Linked DNA regions of Homo sapiens: regions 1 and 2 are each linked to region 3. Evidence: chromatin loops called from intact Hi-C (ENCODE). Cell type or tissue: heart left ventricle. All regions are shown on one strand. Region 1 overlaps RAB11FIP2 (RAB11 family interacting protein 2). Region 2 has its middle 67 kb from the start of LINC00867. Region 3 holds the start of LINC02944 (long intergenic non-protein coding RNA 2944).

What was found. A loop is a pair of places that touch in the nucleus more often than their neighbours do. Peaks named below come from ENCODE experiments on the same cell type or tissue, not always from the same donor. Only the 100,000 strongest peaks of a DNase experiment are listed, where the experiment ranks them.
Region 1: it touches region 3 in a loop (2.2-fold over the local background); 4 of 110 quality-filtered maps call a loop at or near these places.
Region 2: it touches region 3 in a loop (2.6-fold over the local background); 8 of 110 quality-filtered maps call a loop at or near these places.

What each region holds. Positions count from the first base shown.
Region 1 is chr10:118,033,042-118,038,041 of GRCh38, reverse strand. All of the region lies in intron 3 of RAB11FIP2 (RAB11 family interacting protein 2), which reads left to right. Among named protein-coding and RNA genes, the nearest start is that of CASC2, 11 kb to the left of the region's middle. RefSeq lists a silencer at 2,222-2,415. In heart left ventricle, no CTCF peak of the experiment used is centred here; no DNase peak of the experiment used is centred here.
Region 2 is chr10:118,421,771-118,426,770 of GRCh38, reverse strand. No RefSeq gene overlaps it. Among named protein-coding and RNA genes, the nearest start is that of LINC00867, 67 kb to the right of the region's middle. In heart left ventricle, a CTCF peak has its summit at 2,723 (motif pointing right); a DNase peak (open chromatin) is centred at 2,750; H3K27me3 peaks cover 562 bases.
Region 3 is chr10:118,239,152-118,244,151 of GRCh38, reverse strand. LINC02944 (long intergenic non-protein coding RNA 2944) reads right to left here and starts at 2,647. Exons shown (of 5, transcript XR_946349.3): 1 at 2,470-2,647; 2 at 2,266-2,369. In heart left ventricle, CTCF peaks have their summits at 2,498 and 2,704 (motif pointing right); a DNase peak (open chromatin) is centred at 2,691; H3K27me3 peaks cover 4,763 bases.

The DNA.
Region 1 (5,000 bases), 210 kb after region 3:
AAATAAATAAGAAATAACAATATAGTAATGAAAAAATAATGCAGATTTAAAAAACAGTACAGTGTAACAACTGTTTACATTGGTTTACATTGTATTAGGTATTATAAGTAATCTAGAGATAATTTAAAATATATGGGAGGTTGCGTATATGTGCAAATACTGTACCATTTTGTATAGGGGACTTGAATATCCCTGGATTTTGGTATCCTTGGAGTCCTGGAACCAATCTCTCTCAGATACTGAGAGATGACTGTAATTATCTTGGAAGAGCATGCTAGAGTGTTTACCACGTAATAGAAGATTTTCTTCAAGACAATATTATAGAGTGTACAGACCTGAATGGGAATACTGGCTTAGAAGTGCTATGACCTCCATAAACCTCAGTATCTCCATCTTTGAAACAAGGAAAATAATCCCACTTGATAGGATTCGGTGAGGATAAATGAAAGTACATAATACAAAGCCAGGCCCCAAATAGGGAATCCATAAATGGTGACTACAATTATGTTTGATGTATCGTCATGTTATATTTTACTAAAAAACAGTGCTTTGTTTTGTCCCACTAGAAACAGCAAATAGAGTATTAACAATCAATCACTTTTAGGCTGTGCCCTCTCACCTCTCTTATGTATCTTCCATGATATTTTAAAAATTTGCATTTAAATTTTCAAAGTGAAGTGTACTTTTTTTGTTTTCTTTTACCTATAAATGGATATTTGCCATGGTTTAAAAGAGTATTCTGTTCTGTTTATAAACCATACTCCAGAAGAATAACATTTTTATCATATGGTATCAATATTTTATTGAAGAGTTTATAGTTTTGATATGCCATTCAAAAATATTTTGGTATTTTACATACTGTACTTCACATATTACATTAAATCTTATATGGGTAAATAGAAATATATTTGCTTCTTTCCCTCTTTACTAAACTTTTTTTTACAGAAGGTTGTTGGAAACAACTGTCTGAGGTAACTTGGAGATGGGGCAATTTAGCTAATTTTAGAGTCAGAAGAAAAGCAAGAAAATGGAAAATGATAGGAAAATAATGTTTTTACATTATGGGTGCATATGGAAAAAAAAGCTTATTGAGTATTTGCAAATCTTTAATTGCCCTGTATTTGAGTTGTTTATGTGGGCTGTTACGGGTTTTAAAAGTGCCTGTGGCATTTTGACACATCCAGGCTTTGTTTTCAGTTACTTTATTATTATTGGCTGTTTCTAGCAAAATTAGAGCTGTTTTATGATGTATGAAATGATTGCAAGTATGTAAAAAAAAATAGTTGTTTTTCATTTTATGACTTTCTCTTCTTCATATTTATGAGATGCCAGATATGAGGACAGAACATTTGTGGATTCCTAGGAAGTTATTCTTTTTGCATCACAAACCATCCGTGTGGTAAATGTAAAACATTTGCAGTAAAGGGGTAGTTCTAGTTAATCTTATAAAAAAGAAGAATTGAATATAAATAGACCCAAGAAGAGTGTGCAGTTCACACTTTTGGCAAGCAGCTTTATCTTGAGTGGAATTTGGGAGGATATTGCCAAGGTAGTGTTGTCTTTACGTAACAGTATAGTTCTATTTTTCCTCCCAGTATCAACCCTCAGCTATCTGGGACATTTTAAATTTCTCACATTAACATCCTAACCGAATGCACTTTTGGAGCTATGGGCTCACATTATTAAGACACGTGCTGTGAATTTTTTTCAGGAGTGCTAAATAGACCTATTTACAGTTTCCTGGACTCTTGTGGCCAGTGTTTGTGAGAATGCTGAACAAGGTTAAGGGTAAAATACATAGCCATGGAACTGCATTTTCTTCTTGGTGAGTGAACTGGCTCACTTGTGATTGCTGGTACCTAGGAACCATATTGTTACCCTCTGGTTGAATAATGTATATTATTAAAACTGGAGAATTTTCTTTATGCCCAAAATTTTAAAATGTACTAAGGCACACTTTTTTTAGAAGTTAGACTTTTTATTCCTTAGTGTTAAGTAAAGTCCGCCTGAAGAAAGCACTTTGGAAACCACAAAAAATACCACATTTTGATCCTGTCCTTGGAATAGGTCCCATAGTTTTACATAAAACTGATAGAGGAAGTTAGGCATTATCTTGGGTTACTTCAGCAAAGAGCAGGGCTCTTTGAAACACTTTTCCCCGAAGTTACTAATTTGCAGTCTCTTACATGCCCCTATTTCTTTGAAGCATTTCCTGTTCTTGTAGGGAGGGGTAGTTGTTCCCTGTGCTGCAGCATTTTCTTACGTAAGTCTTGTCTTCTGTGGGCATGGCATTGTTCACTAATAGCTTAGTCTCACTTTTTTTGCCCACTACCATGAAGAGTTTGATAGCAGGGTCTGCATTTCATTCCTCTTTTTGCCCTTAGTCTCCAGCGTGATGCTTGGTAGGTAGCAGGTATTAGATATTTTGAATAAACGCACACAGTATAGCAGACCAGTTTCTTAATGCACACAGTGTAGCAAACCAGTTTCCTAATGCACACAGTATAGCAGTTTCCTGAAATGCTACTCTCATTCCGTTAGCCTCCTACTTCCAGCCCTGCTTGCGTGGGCTGTGAAGATCTTTCTAATAGACTGAAAACAGATCCATAAAGCCGTATGTATGCATTTTTATGTACAACTAAACATTGTTAAAAATCTAAGTTTTAAAGGATTACTAAAATTTAATATTCAATCTAAATAGCACATTTCTGGAGACTATTAAGAACTGTGTATTAGGGTAGGTTGTCAGCTGTAATAACCACGGTATCAGTGGCTTATCACAGCAAAAGTTTATTGCTCACTCTTGTCACAAAGGAGTTCACTGGAATGGTGATAGGAAAAGTGAGTGCTTTGCTCTATGCATTCATCCAGCTCTGCACAGTCTCTCAGGAAGCAGGCTTCTTCCTTCTTGTGATGCCACCATTTAACACATGGCCTCCAAGATCAGTGCAGCGCAGGAGGAGAGAGAGGATCAAAGGAGGGTCATTTCTGTGTGCCAGGCCTAGTGCAGTATGCATTACTTCCACATATGTCCCATTGGCCAGAGCTCACCCGTGCCCCAGCCTCACTGCAACCTGTGAAGAACTGTGACTTAGCTGTATACGCAGAAGGAAGCTGAATTGGGTTTAGTGAGCTTACAATATTGTGTGTGCCATTGATGCCTAATCAGCTTGCTACTAAGAAGTCGGGATGCTGTCCAATGCTGGCATGCTGCAAAACTCCTATGACACATATACAGTAAGTAGTGTTGGAGTTCTTGTAATCTTCAGGAGAATGTTTTCTCAGTTTATTACTGGTACTAAGTTGTTTGTATTTTATAATTGCCACTAGTCTTGTTTTTTAATTGTAAGTCACAGGTTGTTTAGCATCATCAGTATCAACTAATTTTTTTCATGCTTTATCAAATAAATTGTCAACTAATTTATCATTTGGTTTATCACACAATTTGCGAAGTAATCCTTCTTTTTATCAGCAGTATATCATTTGCCAAAAACAAATATGCCTGAATGTTTGTTATACCATTTTTAATTTGTTCACAACAAATTATCTTTTAATATATTATAAAATCACAAATAATAAATTGTAAATAATGTTACCACCAGGCTGTTTTTCACTTAAAAGTGGAAATGATGGGTGTGTGTCTTCACCAAGCCAAATTTGTTCATTTCATTTCTTTTTTTTTTTTAACTAGGACATAGCAAGTTCTGGCTTATTTAAGAGTTCATGGAAGAGATGTATACCACTTTCAGGTCTGGCCCATGGAATGTCCTCTTAACACTCTTAACACAATCCTCCGTTTTGCCTCTTCCTCCATATCCTGGACCAGGGATTGGCAAACTAAGCTTGGAGGCCAAATCTGGCTTGCTGCCAGTTTTTGTAAAGTTTTGTTCGAACACAGCCGCATTATCGTCATAATTGTGTACGGTGGTAGCGTTGAGTAGTTGTGACAGAGACCATATGGCCCACAAAGCTAAAACTATTTATTGTTTGGGCTTTACAGAAATACTTTGCTGACCCCTGCAGTAGCTGAATGGAGAGGATCTTTGAGATGGGCAGAGCTGTAAGTAGGAGCAGCCTGGGTCTCTGCATGCAAGTGGAAGGCCCACCTGACGAGGAATAGCCAAGTGGCCCTTGTCCAAATGATAAATTCACAGGATATAAGTTACTGAGATTTATATATATATTTATTAGAGCACTTAGCATTATTTATCCTACTGAGGAGGGCACATGGGCTGTAGTACCTTTCGTTGTGTTTAAGAAAGCCCTAGTCAAAAAAGTTTAAGAACTACTGGTTTGCAACACCAAATCCAAACTCCTCTTTCTAACGTTCTAAGGCTTGTTGTATTTTAGGCTTTTCTTAACCTTCCAAGTTTTCTTTTACTGTTCCTCACCAACCTGTTCTAGGTAAGTTAATTTCCTTACTGCCATGTCTCTACACTGAGGTCCTTGTAAGCCATGCCGTCTTCATTCCCGGGCTCAATTGTGGGGTGCACTCTCAACTCATCTCTGAGTGTTCTTTTTTGAGTAATAACCTCGTGTTTCCCTTTGGATTTCTGCTGATATAGAAGAAGTAATTACTATACAATGTTTATTGTACTAGGTCTTATATTAAGCTGTGTAAGCTTCATAACAGTTGTGCAGAATCCTCTTTCTTGGGTGCACCACAGCACCTAGATTTGTGCATGACCTCAGTGCTGATCATCAAGGGCTCCTGGAGATTATTTTTTTTTAGCTACAATTTGTTGGGCCTCCCCTCTGACTGAATTAGAATCTTTAGTGAGTAGGCCCTGAAATGAAAATCAACATTTTAATAACTTCCCATTGACTATCGGGTTTAAAAATTGCTAATCTATATTATATCACCTACAGTGGTCCTCCTACTCTATGGGGATACATTCCAAGACCCCCAGTGGATTCCTGAAACCAGGCACAGTTCCGAACCCTATATATCCTGTGTTTTTTTTTCTATACATATATACCTATGATAAAGTTTAATTCAT
Region 2 (5,000 bases), 180 kb before region 3:
GCCTTATGCTAACTGGAATAAGCCAAGCACTGGAAGACAAATACTTCATGTTCTCATTTATAGGTAAAATTGAAAACAATTGAATTCATAGAAGCACAGAGTAGAATGGTGGTTACAGAGGCTGGGGAGTGAGAGGAAAGGGGAGATAATGGTTGGAGGCTACAAAATCTCAGACAGGAGGAATATAGTGTTCTTTTTAGTTCTATTGCACAGTGTGGTGAATATAGTTAATAAGAGAGTATTGTACATTTTAAAATTGCTAAAAGAGTATATTTCAAATGTTCTCACCACAAAAAGTGTTAAGTATTTGAGGTGATGGGTATGTGAACTAGCTTGATTTAATTCCACATTGTATTCATAAATCATAACATCATTTTGTACCCCATAAATCTATACAATTATAAGTTATCAATTTGCAATAAAAAGGAGTAGAAGGTAGGTTACTAAAAATAGTTTCACACACAGTGATGAAGAACAGGCCATCATCATGGGCTTGTTCTGTGACCTGTGAATTAACCTCAGGTTGTTTTCCTCCATGGAAATTCATTAAAGAAAGATGGAATCCAGTATACAGTAGATTCCAATAATAATTTAACTTGAAGTTTCATAGAGATATGATTTATCGTGGCCTGATGAACAAGATGTAGTTATTTCCCTCTTATATCACTTCAGCTATTTGGGAAATTGGATAAGAGAGAAGATTCATTATATACAGTATACACTGTGTATATCTGTATCTTATACCTACAGATGCTCCACTTTTTAACAGAGAAAAAATATCTTCTGGCATATCTGCAATATCCCGAGTTGCTCTTCAGCAACCCTTAAGAGTGTTTGAGTTAGTACCTACGAACCCACTTTAATTCTGAGAACCCTTCAAGAATATTCTGCACCGCTGTGGCGTGGAGTTTTATCGAGCACTGTATGAAATAGAAAATGCATTTTCTATTTCATAAAGATGAAACTTTGAGCATAAGGATGTGATGTTTTGCTCTGTGTATTACTGAATTGGCACTGCAACTCCTATGTTATTTTTTGTGGGCAATTATATCCTTTCTATTTGTGGATTTTCCTAAATACAAAGTCTCTGGACCCTGGATAATGAGGACTTTATATCTCTTCTGTCATTCTTTTAGATTGTGACATTTTCCAGCACAGAGATCTCTCCATACAAAGGAATCTTTTGTAAAATTAGGAAGTGGGAATTCCAGGTGAGGTTTTGCATTTTATATGGTCATTTTAGACCATTCTTCACCTTTAATTGCTTGTTTACTGTGTTTTCCCCGTCAGTCTGCAAGCTCCACATTGTAGAGACCATGTCTGTCTTATTTATATCTGCATCTTCTCTACTCAGCCTCTGATCTGTAGGGTGGGGGCACATTAAATATTTGTTGAGTAGATGAATAAGTAGTCTCCATGTTAATGTGTGTCTACTACATAAAAACTATTTTAACTATTAGCCTTCTTTTATGAAGGCCAACAAGGAAGATATCAATAATTCCTGCAAAGCTAGCCCCTTTTCTCAAGAATCAGAATTTATAATACTATTGGTCTTATATGGGTTAACTATAACAACCTTGGGAGACAAATAGTATTATAATATATATAGAGTATATGTATAACTATATATAGGGCTAATCATAACAATCCATATAATATATATATAAACTATATATGTGTGTGTTATATATACAACACACATATATATTAATTATATTAATATATATTGACTATAATATTAATTATAGTCAATATATATTATAGTTAATATTATAGTTATATAACTATAATTATATTATAGTTTATATATTAATATAATATATATGTGTGTTGTATATATAACACACATATATAGTTACCATATAGTTAACCTATTCATATATAGTTTTATATATGTTAACATATAAAACATTCATATATACAGTTCATATAAACATTCATATAAAACATATAAACATTCATATATACAGTTTTATATATGTTAACATATATAAATAGTTATATATGTTAACTATATATAAATACACTTATCTTTGTTAACTATGTATACAGTTTTATATATAGTTAACCCATATATATACAGTTATATATGTTAACTATATATAAATACAGTTATATATGTATACAGATATAACTCTGAGTGTGTGTGTGTGTGTGTATATATATATATATATATATATGTTAACTATAACAACCACAGGAGACAAATAGTATTATAACTTCATATTACAGAAGAGGAAGCTCAAGCTTGGAGAGGTTATTTAACTTGTGCAAGGTCTCAGAGTTAATAACAGTCAGAGAAGTGTTTATACCCAGGCAGTCTGTTTTCACGGTCTTAACCCTCATCATATTCTGCTTCTTCGTGTTGTGAGAATATTAGAATAATTATTCTGATTTAGCATTATTTTATTTCCTTGTTGCCAGGTCATTAGTGCCAGGGCAGGGGCACATATAGCATTTGATTGTCAGAGAGAGATGTTAGAATCCTTCATGGTTTTCACTGACAAATTCTCTGTTTTTTTCCAAACACATAGGCAGAATAAACTGGTACACCTGTATATCTGGAGAGAAGAAAGTGTATTTCTAAAAATCTCTGAAAAAAAAGAAAAATTTATTTTATAAAATCCCAAAATGATTTCCCGTGGCTTAGTGACAAACCCATCCATCTTAAGGGGAAACCTTTCGGCTGTTTGTGGGCCACTTCGTAAGCAGACGTCGGTCCATCCAGCAGAGGGCGGACGAGGTAGCAAAAACCTCCAGGTTTCCAGCTGTGCAGCCCGGGCTCTTAGGCAACTCTGGAGACTTCAAAGCCACCGGCTGAGGATGCTGTGCAAGATGGTTGCCGCCAGGGTGTTAGCACAGGAAGAAAGGGTACTGTTTCTACTGGAATAAAAATAGACAATGAGAAGCCCTTGATAGAAAGAATTGGCGTGTCTCTACTCGGGACAATGTGTGCGTGAGAAAATGTGGTGCTTGTGTGTTACATTTAGAATCAAAACAGAGTTGACTCCAAGGACACTTTGGCGGAGACCTGGATTCCATTTTCATTAAGGAAAATGAGGTTGGAGTGCAGCAGGGTGAAAGGATGCTGATGCGAAATCACACAGTTTAGAGGACGTCTAATCTCTTCAGCAATAAAATGGATGAAAAGACTTTTTTTAATTTTTTTATTTTATCACTATTTTCACAATAAGTGGTGGTGAGATCAGGGGATTCAGACCAATTCTCCCAAGGAGACCAAACATGGCGCCCTCCGCTGCCATTCTTAGATCTGTGACGTCTCCCTCTCCAGGCATTCTTGCCTCATGATACTGTTGTGAGCACTCCGGAGGGCCAGGATTACTGAAGTCAGCCTCTGCTACCTTCACAGAAAACAGTCTTCAAAACCATTAATTCTGTGCTGGGGTTATACAGTGTTATCTTAGGGAACTCTTTTGAACTCAAAGTTATTTTGAAAACATGTGGTGTGTGTCCTATAGTGTGAGACAAAACTAGAAATTCAAAATATTCTGGTGAGCTCTCAGGGATGACCTGTGAAAGCCATGATAACTCCATGCAGATAGGGACTCGCCGACTCCTCAGCCCTGTGTCACATGCCCTTTCTTCCAGAGCGTTCCTTTGAATATATTGTGGATAACACTGATTACCAGGCCTTCAGAACAGGGTGATGGGTGCAATAGAACATTTTGCAAGCTTTCCCCTCACCATATTTAATTTTTGCAGTTGTACAACACGGAATGAGAAAAAGGCTGTTGTTTTCTCATTTTGACAATAATGTAGCTACAAAAACAATAATAAATAAATAAAATATGCTCTCGGCTAGAAATCAGTGGGCTTAATTTCAGGGCAATACCAGTTTCTGTGGCTGGGTTATCAGCACTGCATGTTTATAATGGAATTACTAGCAGCTTCCTCAGCAGCGGTGGGCAAAGGGCTTGCACTTAGAAAACACACAGAATTGGAATCTGACAGTCAAGTGTCTCTGTAGCCCCTGATATCATGATTTGTGCTTTCTTCACTGAGGCAGGTGAACTCTTCATCTCAAAGTTATTACGTTTAGCCCTCGCCAGAATGGACGCAGCCAGGAGCTGATCTGTCTTTCAAAGGGCAAGATTCCTTTCTGTGCAGAAAAATAGAGGCAGCGGCCGGAAACTTCAATCAGCGCTTTCAGATTCCAAAACTATGACACTGTCACACTGGTGTCATTAAAGCTAACTAACCATATTAAACGAATATTAAAATATGGGCTCCTTTGCATAACATAATGAGCAAAACCGCTTTTAAGTTTCTCCCTGTGCTTTGAGGTGAGGTGGCATTTACATTCCCGAACTTTGAAGTCAGAACAAAATGTACAGGTAGAGGGTACTAGATCAAATAATAATCAACTTCAAAAAGCATTTTGGCTGTTGGATGTCCCAGGGCTAATTTCCTGTAGACATTTTAAATGTAAATGTCTAAACTCATTTAAAAATTGTAAATTGGTCTAGGTTCAATCAAAAAGCATCCTGACGCAGAACAGGGAGACTAGGCTAATTGTCATTTGTTTGTCAAATGAATTCCATTTGGAAAGCAATGAAACCTCCAAGCTAATTCTTTTAAGGTGAGCTGGTAGTTGTATTATCAGTTAAATGCAGTAAAATGCGTAATCATATGATGATAATGAAAACTGAACCTGTGTTAGCGCCGGGGCTCTGCCTGCCACGGGGCATAGAGTGATGAAATTTAAGTACTGTAATGTTGCCTTGGCCACAATGGTACCAAGTCTGGTCTTTAGCCTTACAGACACTTTCTTTGCATTTTAAAAAACTTTATCAAAGCACCGTGGCAATATAGAACATGTCAAAGTGAAATGCACTGTAGGCAAATTGAGATTTCATTAAGTTTAAATTTATTGCTTTTGACTGATGTATTACCATGCTTGTTAAGAACCAGTAATTTGGAATATCTGTCTGCCTGGTAAAATAGCTTTGTCTCCTTGCGTATTACTTTGTATATACTTT
Region 3 (5,000 bases):
TCACCACAGGGCTCCCGGCTAGCTGAGTGCTTGGCACGTGGTAGGTGCCCAGTAAATATTTGTTGAATGAATGGAGTGTAAACCAGCCATTGGTACCTCACGGGCTCAGAGGAGGACGAGTACACAGTGATCTAAGGTGGACAGGTAGATTTCCTGGAAATTTAACATGAAAAAATAAGCTTGTGATAGTGAAGTTGGATCAGAAAACCACCATTATTGAAAGGAAGGTTATGGAATGTGATGAGGGAATCACCCAAATGCAGGGGGGCTTCTTATACCCCAGGATCATTTCTGTTTACTTTTGTGTACCTGATAACAAACAGTATGTCTTCTATTAGAATTTCCACATCATCATTTTCTCAGCTTGGAAACAATGCCTGTGTTCAAGGCAGAACCCTGAATACAAGCTGAATCTGGTGTGTGTGTGTTTGGTGGGGGCGGGGTGGGGATAAATGGTGCCCCAGGCAGGTCGGCGGTGGGCTTTGGGCATGAGGGTGAGCTGCTCAGGACCCAATTCCACAGGCTGTGTAGACTCCAATTATCCGAGGACTTAGAGATCAAACAGCCCAACTGTGCCTCACAATAAAGGAGGAGGTCTTAATTTTACTTCACGCTACACCCTTCCAGCCAGATCTTGCAAAACAATGCATTGCATTTATGTCTTCCTGAGCCCCAAACCTCTCTGAAATTGTCTCAGGCTATCCCAGCAATATCGCTACAAAGTGGACAGAGGAGAGAGTTAGATGTTCTAAAGAATCATGTGATTTCTACTGGACTGGTCAGAATGTCACGGCAACCACAGATGGCTTGATCAAAATCTCACCCTTCTGCTTTGTTGAGGACAGAGCACTTTTACATGTTATTTATTTTTATTTTTAGGTATATTTGTAGTGACGACATGTTGGCTTGTGGGAAAATAGTTTGCATTAGTCCTCAGCTGAGCTTCCCATACGCACAGGGGACTCAATATATAGAAAACAAGAAAGCCCGGAAAATGCCAATGGCTAGAGACTGGAATTCTGCAAATTTTATTTTTCTCCACTCTCACAGTAAAGACAGGATTTGTAGTAAGGCACAATACTGCCAAAATTAGTCTGATTTTCTTTTTAACAATAACATCAGCTAATAGGTAAATATTCTAGAAAATGTAGTCATTTTGAACATTTGAGATTAAGAAAAGCAGAAAATCTGGAATATTTTTGTAGACATCTAGATATATAGGCAACGACAGAGACCCAAGACCGTAAATCCGGTTTATTTTTACATATTAGCATTAAAATATCTGTCTTGCTTTCAGACAATGAGTTTTTAAAAATTAAGAATAGTGCATCAAAATGATGAAAAATTTTAGGATTTTTTGATATGTAACTTAACCCACAGAAAACCAGATTATTCATCTTGCTACTTGTTTATAGCCCTTTTTAAAAAATGAATATTTCAGACACCTTAAATTGATAAATGTTTCTCTGAAAATAAATCGCTCTTTGATAAAGAGAGTGGAACATAAATGTTTGAGATGTAGCTGAAGCTCTATCACCATTTATGGATCACGATTATAGTTCAAAACGCAAAAGCTGGTATCTTTTGAGGTCGAGCATTTTATACTGAAAGCATATATTTATAATGGAAGTTAACCTTAACATGAAGAGGAAATGATGTTATAGGATTTTCTATTTTGGAACTAATAAGCTATATCATTTCTTATTTGATGGTCTTAAGAAGCAGTTAACATGACTTGAAAGCAACATTTTTCAAGTACTGTAAACATGCTACCATGGAAAACCAGAGAGGAAAAATTTTCCTGTCTGTGAGATTCCTAAACAACTTAATTTGAGTTGTTTACTCTCAAATACTGAATGTTCTTCCCACTGTTCCGCTGTAGTCCGACACAGTGTATTTAATGATTTTTTGTGAAATTTACAACCTAGTGACTTATCATCTTACTTTGAATTGTCTTGAAGATACTTAATGCTGATACTTAACACACACACACAAAAAAACCCCAAACTCTTAGAGTCCTCACTCTGTTTTGAACTAATTAACTTTACAGGAACAAACCTGGAGATACTTATTTTTTCCACTACTACTTTTGGATTTATTATTTCTTTTTATTATAGTAGTCCGAGGTTAGAAAGCTAAAAATTAAAATGGTTGATAATTGTGAAATATATTGTTATTCATGGCAAAATATCACGATTATGCATATGTGTAAGAATTAAGATGTCTTAGGAACTAGCACGGAGTGAGCTGGATGAAATGCGGCACCTGCCACAGAATCTTTCCCCTGTGCTTTTCGGTAATGCCAGGCAAGTCCTCCGGGTTGTAGAAGTCATGGCCAGGTCATGGATTTCCGCACACAGCGATGGCTTCTGTGGGACAAAAAGCAGTGAATATCACGCTACTTACCTTGCTTTATACCACAACCGTTGCAGGCAAGGGTGTCTCCGATGGCGTCTTGGTTTTGCTTACCTGTGTTCCAAAAGAAATCTTTTCCCTGACCAGTTAACTTCTTGGTTGTTCCTTAAGACACAGGGATTTTGGGAAAGACTGTGGCATGCTTTCCTCAGTGGTTCTTCTCAGTTTAATGCCTTAAAGATGGACAAATGTTCACTGGCTGCCCGATAGGCACTGAAATTCGGAGCAATCCAACTTGTTCCAAAAGCGTTTCCCACGGCATATGCACAGTTTCACGGATGGCCACTAGATGGCGTGTGACAACCATTTGTGTCAGCCACACGCAAAGGCTTCCCATTCATTCTCCATAAAGGTATCAAAGGCGTCCTCCAGCAATTCCTCCAAGACAACTTCACTATTACGTTGTTTTCATTTCGATCCTTAAATGGTACCGGTTTACGTTTTGGAAGTAGGGGGACATTTTCAGTGGACGAGCCTAAATCAGAATGTGTGCTGTTGTATTTACGCATCACCGTTAATAAACATTAGCACTTAAAGCTGAATTAAGGCACATCGTTAAATGTCAGTGTGTATCTACCCACTTATCTACGAATGTTTCAACAAACATCTATTAAGTGTCTACTACTATGTGCGAAATGTGACTCGTTCTTCTAAAATACTGAAAGGACGTTTTATTACCAGAAAGTAATACAAGTATCAGAAAATAAAGACATTTTACGTTGCACAGTTGGGTCATTGATATAATGTTAAAATTAAATACATTAGCTCTTTCTTAGCTGAGGTTTTGTTTTCTGTGGTTTCATTTACCTGTGGTCAGTTGTGGCCCCAAAAAATTAAATGGAAAATTTCAGAAATAATTCATAAGTTTTAAATTGCATGCCATTCTCAGTTGCATGCTGAAATCTCTCATCCTCTGTCCCACCTGGGAGGGGAATCTTCTCTTTGTCCAGCATATCCACACTGTCTAAGCTACCTTCCTGTCAGTCACACGGTAGCCATCTCAGTTATCACATAGACTGTCACCGTTTCCCAGTGCTTGTGTTCAAGTAACCCTCATTTTGTTATATAATGGCCTCAAAGCATGAGAGTAATGATGCTGGCAATTTGCATATGCCAAAAAAGAAGCCATAAAATGCATCCTTGAAGTGAAAAGGTGAAAGTTATCAGCTTAATAAGGAAAGAAAAAAATTGTATGCTGACATCTTTAAGATCTACAGTAAGAAGGAAACTTCTACCCACGAATTGTGATCAATTAGTTGTAAACACCACTGCACTTGGACCAGCTTACCCATGAATGGTAAGGAAAAAAAGAAATTCATGCATAGTATATGTAGGGTTTGGTACTATTGCAGTTTCAGGCATCCACTGGGGTCTTGGAAGAATGTATCCCCCATAGATAAGGGGGGAAGTTGTATGCTCCTGGAATTTCAGAAGCTTCTCCTTTTTTTTTTTTTTGAGACAGAGTTTCGCTCTTTTTGCCCAGGCTGGAGTGCAATGGCACGATCTTGGCTCACTGCAACCTCCGCCTCCCAGGTTCAAGAGATTCTCCTGCCTCAGCCCCCTGAGTAGCTGTGATTACAGGCATGTGCCACAAAGCCCGGCTATTTTTGTGTTTTTAATAGAGACGGGGTTTCTCCATGTTGGTCAGGCTGGTCTTGAACTCCTAACCTCAGGTGATCCGCCCACCTTGGCCTCCCAAAGTGCTGGGATTACAGGCGTGAGCCACTGCACCCGGCCCAGAAGCTTCTTTTCTTGATATAGAATAAATCTGAATGTCAGGGGGAAAAATCACATGAAACACCTTGCAAATTATCTTTCCCCTTATAGCAAAATATGATTCTCCTTGCCTTAAAGAATGTAAATTCCTATAAAGAAAATAAATTAATAAAACATACAAGTCCTATAGTGGAATCACTTTTTCTTTCATGTCCATTGTCACCGAGTATAGAAATGAGGTATTTTATTACATAATTTTTACAAATCCGTATTAAGACAAACCTTAATAGGAATGACTTTATCACAAAGTGTTCAGAAAGACATGAGAAAACATCCCCAAAAGTTAGTTCCATATCTGTGGAGAAAATGAAGCAATCTCTAAGATCATTTCCACTTTTAAAAGTCAGCGGTTTTAAAAAAACTAGTGGCATTTGAGTTATTTCACCCTTCTCAAAATAGGTGTGATATTTCTTCTAAGCCAATCTCTAACTGAAAGAAAAGAATGGTCTCATTTTTAGAATTACTGGCTGTTTGTTTGAACTGAAGAATTAGTTGCATTTCAAAATAAGGACATGCCTAATGAAATGATTAAAACATACAGAACATTAAATTATAAGCAGATGGGGGTGAAACCAAGGGAGGGGGGAGGTGAGTTTGCTGGAAACCTGAAGTCCAGGGAAGCTGACAGCTTTGGGTTTTCCTCAATAACACAGAAGATGATTGTTTAAGCAACAGAGGGTAAGAAAACAACCTTTGGAAGACAATCTCTCTCTCTCTCTCTCTCTCTCTCTCTCTCTCTCCTGTCTCTTTTTTGATAGGCAGCACCTTACAAGAAAAGCCAGAAAAGAAAACCCGTGTGTATTGTAAGA